Regions from separate parts of the Mus musculus genome. Here region 1 is linked to region 2. A link is a loop called in an ENCODE intact Hi-C map of the cell type or tissue named here. Cell type or tissue: left cerebral cortex. All regions are shown on one strand. Each heading gives the region's core, and the rest is flanking DNA. Links, peaks and the distances in the headings are about the cores only. Region 1 has its middle 9.6 kb from the start of Olfr922. Region 2 overlaps Olfr957 (olfactory receptor 957).

Evidence for each region. Hi-C counts contacts between places; a loop is a spot of excess contacts. Peaks named below come from ENCODE experiments on the same cell type or tissue, not always from the same donor. Only the 100,000 strongest peaks of a DNase experiment are listed, where the experiment ranks them.
Region 1: a loop joins it to region 2, with 4 times the contacts of the local background. A loop is called at or near these places in 2 of 42 quality-filtered maps.

The regions. Positions count from the first base shown.
Region 1 is chr9:38,803,066-38,808,456 of GRCm38, forward strand. No RefSeq gene overlaps it. Among named protein-coding and RNA genes, the nearest start is that of Olfr922, 9.6 kb to the right of the region's middle. In left cerebral cortex, for the core only: a CTCF peak has its summit at 2,830 (motif pointing right); a DNase peak (open chromatin) is centred at 2,822.
Region 2 is chr9:39,506,047-39,511,437 of GRCm38, forward strand. It overlaps Olfr957 (olfactory receptor 957), which reads right to left. Exons shown (of 1, transcript NM_146745.2): 1 at 4,737-5,391. The coding sequence ends at 4,737. Among named protein-coding and RNA genes, the nearest start is that of Olfr957, 3.0 kb to the right of the region's middle. In left cerebral cortex, for the core only: a CTCF peak has its summit at 3,121 (motif pointing right); a DNase peak (open chromatin) is centred at 3,139.

The DNA.
Region 1 (5,391 bases), core at 214-5,213, 700 kb before region 2:
AGGGCTTCTACGTCTTTGGTTGTGTTTTCCTGTTTTTTCTTTAAGGAGTTGTAACTCTTTAGCAGTGTGCTCCTGTATTTCTTTAAGTGAGTTATTAAAGTCCTTCCTGATGTCCTCTACCATCATCATGAGATATGCTTTTAAATCCGGGTCTAGCTTTTTGGTTGTGTTGCGGTGCCCAGGACTAGGTGAGGTGAGAGTGCTGGGTTCTGATGATGGTGAGTGGTCTTGATTTCTGTTAGTAGGATTCTTACGTTTGCCTTTCACCATCTGGTATTCTCTGGAGCTAGTTGTTATAATTGTCTCTGGTTAGAGCTTGTTCCTCAGGTGATTATGTTAGCATCCTTCAGCAGACCTGGGAGAGTAGCTCTATCCTTAGTTTCAGTGGTCAGAGTATTCTCTGCAGGCAAGCTCTCCTCTTGCAGGGCAGGTGCCCAGATATCTGGTGTTCGAACCTGCCTCCTGGCAGATGTTGTGTTCCACTCACCAGAGGTCTTAAGATCCCATGGAGTGTCCTGTGAGGACCTTGGGGGTGTCCAGAAACTCTGCACACAAGGAACTCCTCTGCTGGAGTGAATCGGAAGGGACTTGTGTCCCTGATCAGTTTGGTTATCTGCTTCCTTAATTAATGCAGTCTCAGGTCCTGCGTGATTGGATTGGAGCTGGCGCTGTGTTCCACTCACCAGAGGTCTTAGGATCCCGTGGGGAATCCTGTGTGGTTCCTTACAGGTGTCTGGAGACTCCGCAGGCAAGGCACCCCAGTGCTGGAGTGGGCCAGAAGGGCTAATTTTCAATTTTTGCAGCTATTTATGCAAATACAAATCAAGTTAAGAGAAAGTATTGTTCCTTTAAAGGACTGTCTTTGGAAATTTAAGAGCTTATCCTGGATTGCCTGGATAAAACCCCTTATGGCAATGTCACAGCAGATTTGTATACCAGAAACGTTATAGGCCTTACAGAGGAACAATTAGCCAAACAATCTCATTCTTTACATGATCAAGTTAGTAATAGCTTGAGACAACAATTTGTTATTTCAAGAGAATGTGCAAGTTAAATTTTAAAGACTTGTCTTGAATGTCCTCAATTTCAAACATAATGGTGTTAATCCTGGAGAGCTTATACCTAATCAATTATGGCAAATGGGTGTTACCCATATTTCTGATTTTGGAAAATTAAAATATGTACATATGATTTTTGACACATTTTCAGGCTTTCTAATTGCAATTGTTTTAACAGGAAAAGCAACTAAAAATGTAATTAGTCATTGTTTTCCTATGCTGGATGTTCCAAATCAGATTAAAACAGATAATGGAATTGGCTATTGCAGTCGAGGATTTAAGACTTTCTGTCAACAATTTAACATTACCCATATTACTGGGATTCCTTATAATCCTCAAGGACAAAGGATTGAGAAACAGGTATTGTGAAACTATCTTCATAAAATAAAAAAAGGGGGAGTTATATCCCTGTATACTACAAATTTATTTAAATCACGTTCTTTTTATTCTAAAATTTTTAAAGTTTGGATGCCAAGGAACTCTCTGAGTGTCTATGGCACCCTACAACCAGGCATACTTATGCCTAGGTGAAATGGAAGGATCCATATCCTGGCACATGGCATGGTCTTCATCGGTTATTTAATACTGGAAGAGGGCTTGTTTGTGTTTTTTATTCAGGATGCTGAAGGAGCATGCTAGCTGCCAGAGTGATTGGTGTGATATGCTGATGCTAAGACAAAGAATGGTGCTGACCTGTGAGCTTTCTGACTTCCCTGACAATGGTGACATTTTGGATATATGTTCCTGACCCACCTATGCTTGCCTATATCCCACAGTGGACAAGCTGCCTTGCTCAAAGCTTTTAGACCTTGTGGGACAGAGAACATGGAGACTGGAAACCACCTTCAAAAACTTGATCAAAAAGGGAAGTTATGATTGACTCTTCTCTTTCCTTTATTGTGACCCTGACATTGGCCAAGGACAAGGAAGTAAGAATCTGATTTTAGAGTAGAAGAATGGGCTACCTCTTTATCATCCTTAGAAACAGTGATCATGGGAGTGATCTTGGAACTTTGTGTTTATTGTCTTGCTTGATCCCTTATTGTACTACTCACCCTTAATATTTGTATGCGATTAACATGGTATAAAACCAGATTCGAAACAATAAACCTGCCTCCAGTCTCAGAATTGACTGGGGTCATGCTACAATGTTGTCTAACTGACTTTTTCCTTTTAATCCTCACTCCTGTGCTGGAGAATCTGTTGACTGACTGAGCTGGCTTGGTCATGTATCCCAACATCTTTTAAGCTTATTTTGCCAAAAGGATCTCTCTGAACCTGGAACTCACCAGCTGGTAGGCTTCATGGCTAGCAATCCTCAGAGTTTCTTCAGTCTCAGTCTTCTGAGATTATATACAGATACTACCACATTTAGATTTTTATATGTGTGTTGGAAATTCAAACTAAGAACACATGCCAATTTACCTACAGTGATCTCTCCATTATTCTTTTCTGAAAATAGAGAGTTAATTTATTTGAAACGTCTCTTGCTGATGCCTATTAAATAAATATCAACTGATATGATATTACATAAAATAGTAAATATGTAACTGAGGAATCACTATTGAACTATAGAAATAGTCCAGTATGTCATTGTATTTCTTGTGCAAGTATGAAGAACTGAGTTTAAATCACTAGAATCCATGCCAAAAGCTGGACACACACTGTTCATGCCTGTAATCCCTTACTGGTACAGGAAGGCTCAGGAGGTTTGCTTAGCTGGCTAACACACAAAGTCCCAAGAAGTAAGAGATCTTATCTCAAGCAAATAAGGCAGGCCACTAGATGTCACCCTCAGTCCTTCATATCTACACAAAAATATATGTGCAACATATATATATGTGTGTGTATATATATATATATATATATATATACAGAGTCAGAAAAGAATGCATATTAACAATGATATCTATTGGTCAATCTTATGTGCTTTCCAATTTAGACAAATATGAAAGGTACAGAATAATTATAAATTAACACATTTAAAATAAGAGACTAGTATACTGAAATGTGTGATGTCAGAGACAATTTCTACTATATTTTGTTGAGTACTCTGCTTTTATTTGTATTATCTATATCTTGTTTATATCCCAAAACATTTTTATTTGCTAAAACCATTTTTCCTATTTCCATGTTTGAAAACAATAGGTCAATTTGCTATTTATTTTTCAAACCTGAAGTATTTAGGATAAAAGTGACAAGAACCAACCTGTCTACCATTTATTCATTGTCACCAACAGCTGTGTCATGTATGAGCAGCAGGATCATTGTTTACAAAGCACACAGTCCCCCAGGAGCCACTAACACTAACCTGTAAAACCTATTTAGCTTGCTTCAACTTCATGATTTCCTAGAAATTATATTTTTCTGTTAAGAAGAATGAAGCCTCAAGCTCAGGATCTAATGCATCTCCACAATAAGATTTTAATGTCCAAATGTATTTTGTCCAGCAAATCTCAGCAAATCATTAACTCCTTAGTGTTCAATATAACAGTGAAATGTTTGTCTTTGAGACAAAACTATATCAGACTTACTTAGAAAAATGCAATGCAGGGCTCAGGGGATAGTTAAAATTAGTACAGTGCTTGCCACTCAAGTGTGAGGACATGAGGTCAAGCTTACACACACACACAAACACACACACACACACACACACACACACACACACACACACACACAAAGCCTTTGTCAAGGAGTCATGAACTCTAAGAAGTTTGTAATGGTGAAAACAAAAGGTGTAGTCTTATATTTCAAACTTATTTAAACATTAAATTTAGCTATCAAAAATCATTTGTTAATTGTATCTTTTTCGAGTTTGGCTTTGATCTAGAGATATTAGGAGAATATTATTACAAACATCATACAGTATCTATATCTAAGATTCTTTTTTAAAACTAAAATTAAAATTTCTGGTATACACAAGGGTACAAAGGAATTGAGCAGAAACTGTAAGGGAAAATCAAGACTTAGCTTTTTTCTTTTCATACACTGCCTCTTGAATGAAAATACCAGAGGTTAATGTGGAACCTTATTGGAAGGGAATAAACTCAGCCCTTATGTGTGTCATAACCTAAGAAGCTTGGGACTACATAATTTCCCTTTTAAAATAAAAGTACATTAATTATTGGTAGCTTTTAATTAAGATTCTAGTGTAGAATATTTTATGTTCAAATAGCTTTGAGACACATTGCCCTATCGCCTAGACTTCTATTCTGTGTTCTCTCATGGACTCAGTGATGGAAAAATCAATCCCAAACAGAGACAGTCTATTTCAGCTTATACAAATGGAGAATATATAGAGAAAGACATGTCAAAATGTAAAGATCAATCTTACATAGAGCCTTACTTAAGAAGTGTGTGATTTAAAGCAGATGTACAGGAAAATATGCTTTTAATAATAAGACTAATAATGATAAAAACATCTGGGCTGAAGCTGTGTATATCCTATCGCGAATGGAATAAGTGAATGAGAGTCAGAGGGGAATGGAAACAGGAAAGGAATATGACAAATGCTGTTTGGGATCCTGTAGGCATTTGTAACACTTGGGATTTTTGTTATGTTAACGGCAATGTAAAGGCTTAAGTTACAATCTGATTTAATGATTACAATTATGTAAAATAAAAACAAAAGCATAAAACAAACAACAACAAAGGGATCCTGACTTCTGTTTGGGGAATGAACATAGAGATCAATACAAGTGTGCCTTAGTTTTTAGCTATACAGTGATGTAAACAAGAGATAATGTTTTTATAAATTAATGTTTGATTATAAAATAAGTGGTTTTAAGGTAATCTTGTACAAGTTTCAAATACTATTTGGGACATATTTGACTCTAGGAATTAAAAATTTTTGTTTAATATAAAATTATGTAATTCAATGTACTGGTGATGACTTAAGAATGTTTGACAGCACAATTCCGGTCACCGCCAGCACCTGGGTGGCTTGAGCGCAGAGTCTATGGACACCCGCAAGGTACCCACAGAACCCTCCACTGGATCTTAAGACCTCTGTGAGTGTATCACGAGTTCTACCAGGAGGCAAGGTCGAACACCAGATATCTGGGCACCTTCCCTGCAAGAGGAGAGCTTTCCTGCAGAGAGTACTCTGAACACTGAAACTCAGGAGAGATCTAGTCTCCCAGGTCTGCTGATAGAGGCTAACAGAATCAAGAGAGGAACAAGCTCTAACCAGAGACAACTAAAACAACTAACTCCAGAGATTACCAGATGGCGAAAGGCAAACATAAGAATCTTACTAGAAGAAACCAAGACAACTCACCATCATTAGAACGCAGCACTCCCACCCCACCTAGTCCTGGGCACACCAACACAC
Region 2 (5,391 bases), core at 269-5,268:
TCACCTTCCATGTGTGGTCCCTGAATTTCTTTTTTCTTAGTATTATTTAATTAAGACATAATAACATAATTTTTCCCCTTCTCTCTTCCCTTCAACCTCACCCCATGTCTGATATTCCCCACTTCTGCAATTTGCAGCATCGTCTCTTTTATCCATTGTTCCACATGCATATAAGCAATTCAATACATAAATACAACAGGCACAGTCTGCTCAGTGTGGCAGGCAAGTGTTTGTTTCTAGGGATGATGATTTAGGTATTGGATAAAGAAACAGGGGGCTCATTCTTGAGGAAGACTAATTCTTCATCTCTTGGCAGTGTTTAATTGCCTTTAAATATTGTTGTAGGCGTGAGAGGATTTCTTTATTCAAACCATGGAGACAAGAACCCCAAAGCAAATGCATCAGGAATAGGTAGGGTGGTTATTCTGTTTCCAGAATTCTGCCTCTCATGCTAAGAACAAGAGCCAACAAAAGCTGCTGCAAAAGTCTCAAAGACACTACCAAATTCCCATACAAACAATATAAAGGCCTCTCGACATAAAACTTAGTAGTTCTTTTAGTACTGTAAGTTTAGTCCACATTCATTTGTATAAAAATCATCTAATGATTCAGTTGCAGAATTAATATTCTGCAAATAAAATGAGAAGTCTTAGGATAAAGGGATGGAAAGAAACATTGTGAGATTGAGGGACAAGATGTAACACTAAGAGATCAGGCCAAGGACATAACGTGGGTATTTTGTTCCCTCGTCTAAGAAAGCTTGAAGTATCCACACTTTGGTCTTCCTTCTTCTTGAGTTTCATGTGCTTTGCAAATTGTATCTTGGGTATGCCAAGTTTCTGGGCTAATATCCACGTATCATTGAGTGCATATCATGTGTGTTCTTTTGTGATTGGGTTATCTCACTCAGGATGATATCCTTCAGATCCATCCATTTGTCTAAGAATTTCATAAATTCATTGTTTTTAATAGCTGAGTAGTACTCCATTGTGTAAATGTACCACATTTTCTGTATCTATTCCTCTGTTGAGGGACATGTGGGTGGGTTCTCTCCAGCTTCTGGCTATTATAAATAAGGCTGCTATGAACATAGTGGAGCATGTGTCCTTATTACATGTTGGAGCATCTTCTGGGTGTGATATTACCCAGGAGTGGTATTGCTGGATCCTCCAGTAATACTATGTCCAATTTTCTGAGGTATCGCCAAACTGATTTCCAGAGTGGTTGTACCAGCTTTCAATACCACCAGCAATGGAGGAGTATTCCTCTTTCTCCACATCCTATCTAGCATCTGCTGTCACCTGAGTTTTTGATCTTAGCTATTCTGACTGGTGTGAGGTGGAATCTCAGTGTAGTTTTGATTTGCATTTCCCTGATGACTAAGGGTGAACAAAATACCCATGGAAGGAGTTACAGAGACAAAGTTCAGAGCAGAAACTGAAGGAATGACCATCCAGAGACTGCCCTACCTGAGGATACGTACCATATACAACCACCAAACCCAGACACTATTGTGGATGACAACTAGAGCTTGCTGACAGGAACCTGATATAGCTGTCTCCTAAGCGTCTTTGCCAGTGCTTGACAAATACAGATGTGGATGCTTACAGTCATTCATTGGGTGGAGCACAGGGTCCCCAATGAAGGAGCTAGAGAAAGTACCCAAGAAGCTGAAGGGTTTTGTAACCCCATAGAAAGAACAACAATATGAACTAACCCAGAGCTCCCAGAGACTAAACCACCAACCAAAGAAAACACATGGTAGGACTCACAGTTCTACCTGCATATGTAGCAGAGGATGGCCTAGTCGGTCATCAGTGGGAGGAGAGGCTCTTGGTCCTGTGAAGGCTCTATGCCCCAATATAGGGTAATGCCAGGGACAGGAAGCAGAAGTGGGTGGGTTGGGGAGCAGGGGGAGAGGGGAGGGTATAGGGGGTTTTTGGAGTGGAAACCAGGAAAAGGGATAACATTTGAAATGTAAACAAAGTAAATATCTAATTTAAAAAAGTAAAAAGTAAAGAAAGAGAAAAAAGGAAGAAAGAAAGAGAGGGAGGGAGGGAGGGAGGGAGGGAGGGAGGGAGGAAGGAAGGAAGGAAGGAAGGAAGGAAGGAAGGAAGGAAGGAAGGAGAAAGAAAGAAAGAAAGAAAGAAAGAAAGAAAGAAAGAAAGAAAGAAAGAAAGAAAGAAAGAAAGGAAGGAAGGAAGGAAGGAAGGAAGGAAGGAAGGAAGGAAGAAAGAAAGAAACCTAACCCAAGAGGTTTATTGGGGGAGCAGAGAGACCAAAAGACAATTTTGAAATGAGAGAGAGAGAGAGAGGGAGATAGAGAGAGAGAGAGAATAAACATGACAGAAAGAGCAATCTGGGATGGATGGCCAGGGCCTTTTAGAAAGAGGTGCCTGTCCCTGGTAGAAATGTGCTGTATCTGGCAGGGATGGGAGTGACATGGGTTGAGTCACTGACAGGCAGGCTTGCAAAGCACACCTTATTTACAACAAAAAGTTCATAAAAGAAATACATTAATTTCAAAGTCATGATCTTAGGAGATCGGTAAAAGTGCATTAACATTATACAGAAAAGAGAAAAGTATGTGCTCGTGAAGAATAATTTAAACCACTCAATAAAAGCAGTAATTATATGTTTTGAAGACAGGAAAAGAAAGTATAGGACTTTAATATCACCTGCTAGAAAAAATGATTCTTCTAGATAAGTGAAATTAGATTATTGTGATTACAGCATATGGCACGGAGCAGTGTGGGTTAGGATAGGGGAGGAAAACATGAAATTTTACCCCATGGATAAAGAAAGATATGGGAGACTTTGATATGGAAGAAATCACTTTGTAGTTTAAAAATCCAGTAGATTCTTTCAAGCATGAAACTGTTACCTCTGTGTTTTTATTTTTAAATTGGAAATAAATTCATTTAAATGTTCTTCATAAATATTTACAGAGGAATATCCATACTTTAAAATTTCCTAAGAAATCTGCATATAAACTTCTTTCCTTATTCATTCTTGTCAAATTATTAAAACCATAGTGACCCTTGGCCAAGAGAGGGTTTGTTGTTGATGTTTTTGTTTTGTTCTTGTTTGTTGTTTCCCTAACGCGCAGATGGAAATTTTTCGCTATCCACCAGAGGGCGATAAAGCACAGTAAGTAGAAGACAGAGGCCAGAGCAGCCCCTGTGCTGCAGGGATTTGTTCAAAGATACACATCACAGATCCAAGATACTGACTAGATACTTAAAGTCTGTAAATATAAAGACCAGAAAGCCACAGCTGACATCGTAGTGCAGGGACAAACAACAGAACGAAGCAGAAAATCCAAAGATGATTTGGACAGGCAGAAAATCCTCCACCTTGTGTATTCCATTCTTTGGGCACAAATACCAAAGAGTATGTAGAATGCCCCAGAAACAAAACAGAAATGTATTGTCTGCTAGACTCCGAGAACCATTTCTAGGAGAGACGAAAGAATTCACCTTGCATTTACTACGCCAGAAGGAGTTCGAGCAATTGAGCCTCCTGTGGATAGTGTCACAGCTAGTGGGTCGGGTGATGGGGATAGTTTCTTCAAGACACAATACGTCGAGGGGGCTCCTTGGTGTCACCAGCACAACCTAAGCCTTATACTGTCTAGGTGACACCGGAGAGACTGGCTTCATTGAGAGAGGGTAGGGATTTTGTGAATGGAAACCTGTTTCCAGGTTCCTCAAAATATCAATGCATTTTTCATTTCAGAATGGCAGTAAGTTCAGGGGTCGGAAAAACGATGTTCCCACTTTACCGTTTTTATGTGAATAAATGGCTGAGCTGAATGTAACTGTAAAAGAATGTCATTTTAAAATTATGTTGGTTTATTTTTAATAACATGTACATGTGTGAGTGAGTATGGGTTTGTGCACTTGAGGGCTGCTCTAGAGAATCTGATGCCACTAGAATTAAAGGAGGTTGTGAGCTGCTCACCATGACTAGGAATCAGCATTGAGGTCTCAGCAAGAACAGTTTGCACTCAGTCTCTGAGCTGTGTCTTCGGCACAAGAGTGTCATGAGGAAAAAACTAAATGGATGAACTTTCCTTGAAGATTGGGAAAGATACAAAGTGGCCTATGAAGCAAAGGTGGTGATGTAATCCTGAAACTGTGTCAGAAGGAATGTCACAGCCCTGCCTGCCACCATGTGCATAAAGAATTCAGTCTCTTTCAGTAAAGTCTATCATTGCAAGTAGAAAATCTCATATTAGTTATTCATATATAGTCGATCATATTTCTATGAGTATAGTAAAATTAAGATTGTATTTTTATTTATATTTCAAATGGTTACAATTGTTCACTTAAAAGTGATAATTTCAAAACTGTGACTACCAGTACACTTAATTTAAAAGTTCAAGAATTCCAAATATTAAGCAATTCAAATGTTACTGAAAATGTATTACTGTCTGATTTAACAAAAATAAATTTTACCTAAAAAGAACAGTGTTCCAGACTTACAAAGCAAAATAGCTAAATGTGTTTGCTATTTGAAAACCTATTTAAAAGTAATATACGTAATTCCAGACAGTTAGATTGTGGGTCACCCAGAGTGGCAGTGGACTTCATCCTCGGAGTCCAGTGCATTTTATTCAAAATAAACAAGCATTCATAAAACCCCATGACTCATGAGGGTGCGCTGTATGTCTTCGCTGTACACTTCAGGGGCCTCTTCAGTTGTAAAGTTTTGCTTAAAGCGTGTCCTTCATTTCACATGAATTCTCTTCTTCCTACAACCTTATAGAAGGCAACTTTGACATCTTTATTCCTCAGACTATAGATCAAGGGGTTCAGCATGGGCACAACAATGGTATAAAATACAGAGGACACTTTCCCTTGGTCCATGGAGCTGACTGATGATGGCTGAAGGTACATGAATGCTAGAGATCCAAAGAAGACAGCAACAGCCAAGATGTGGGAGCTGCAGGTGCTGAAGGCTTTGGACCTGCCTTCAGTGGAAGGAATGCGGAGGATGCTGGCTATGATGAAGATGTAGGAACTGAGGATGGTCAGAGCTGGGACAGTAATATTAAATGAACTGAAGGACAGTCCTAGTATTTCATTGATAAATGTATTGGAACAGGATTGTTCCAGGAGTGGTAAAAGATCACAGAAGTAGTGGTTTATGTCACCAGCTTTGCAGAAAAGCAGTCTAAGCAGGCAGACTGTTTCCCCTGTGGCACAAATCAAGCCTACACTATACACCCCCACTACCATCCAGGAACACACTTTGTAAGACATGGTAACATTATATAGCAAGGGGTTACAGATGGCAACATAGCGATCATAAGCCATGACAGCCAGCATGTGACACTCCGAAACAGCAAAAACATCAAATAAGTAAAACTGAGCCATGCATTCTGCA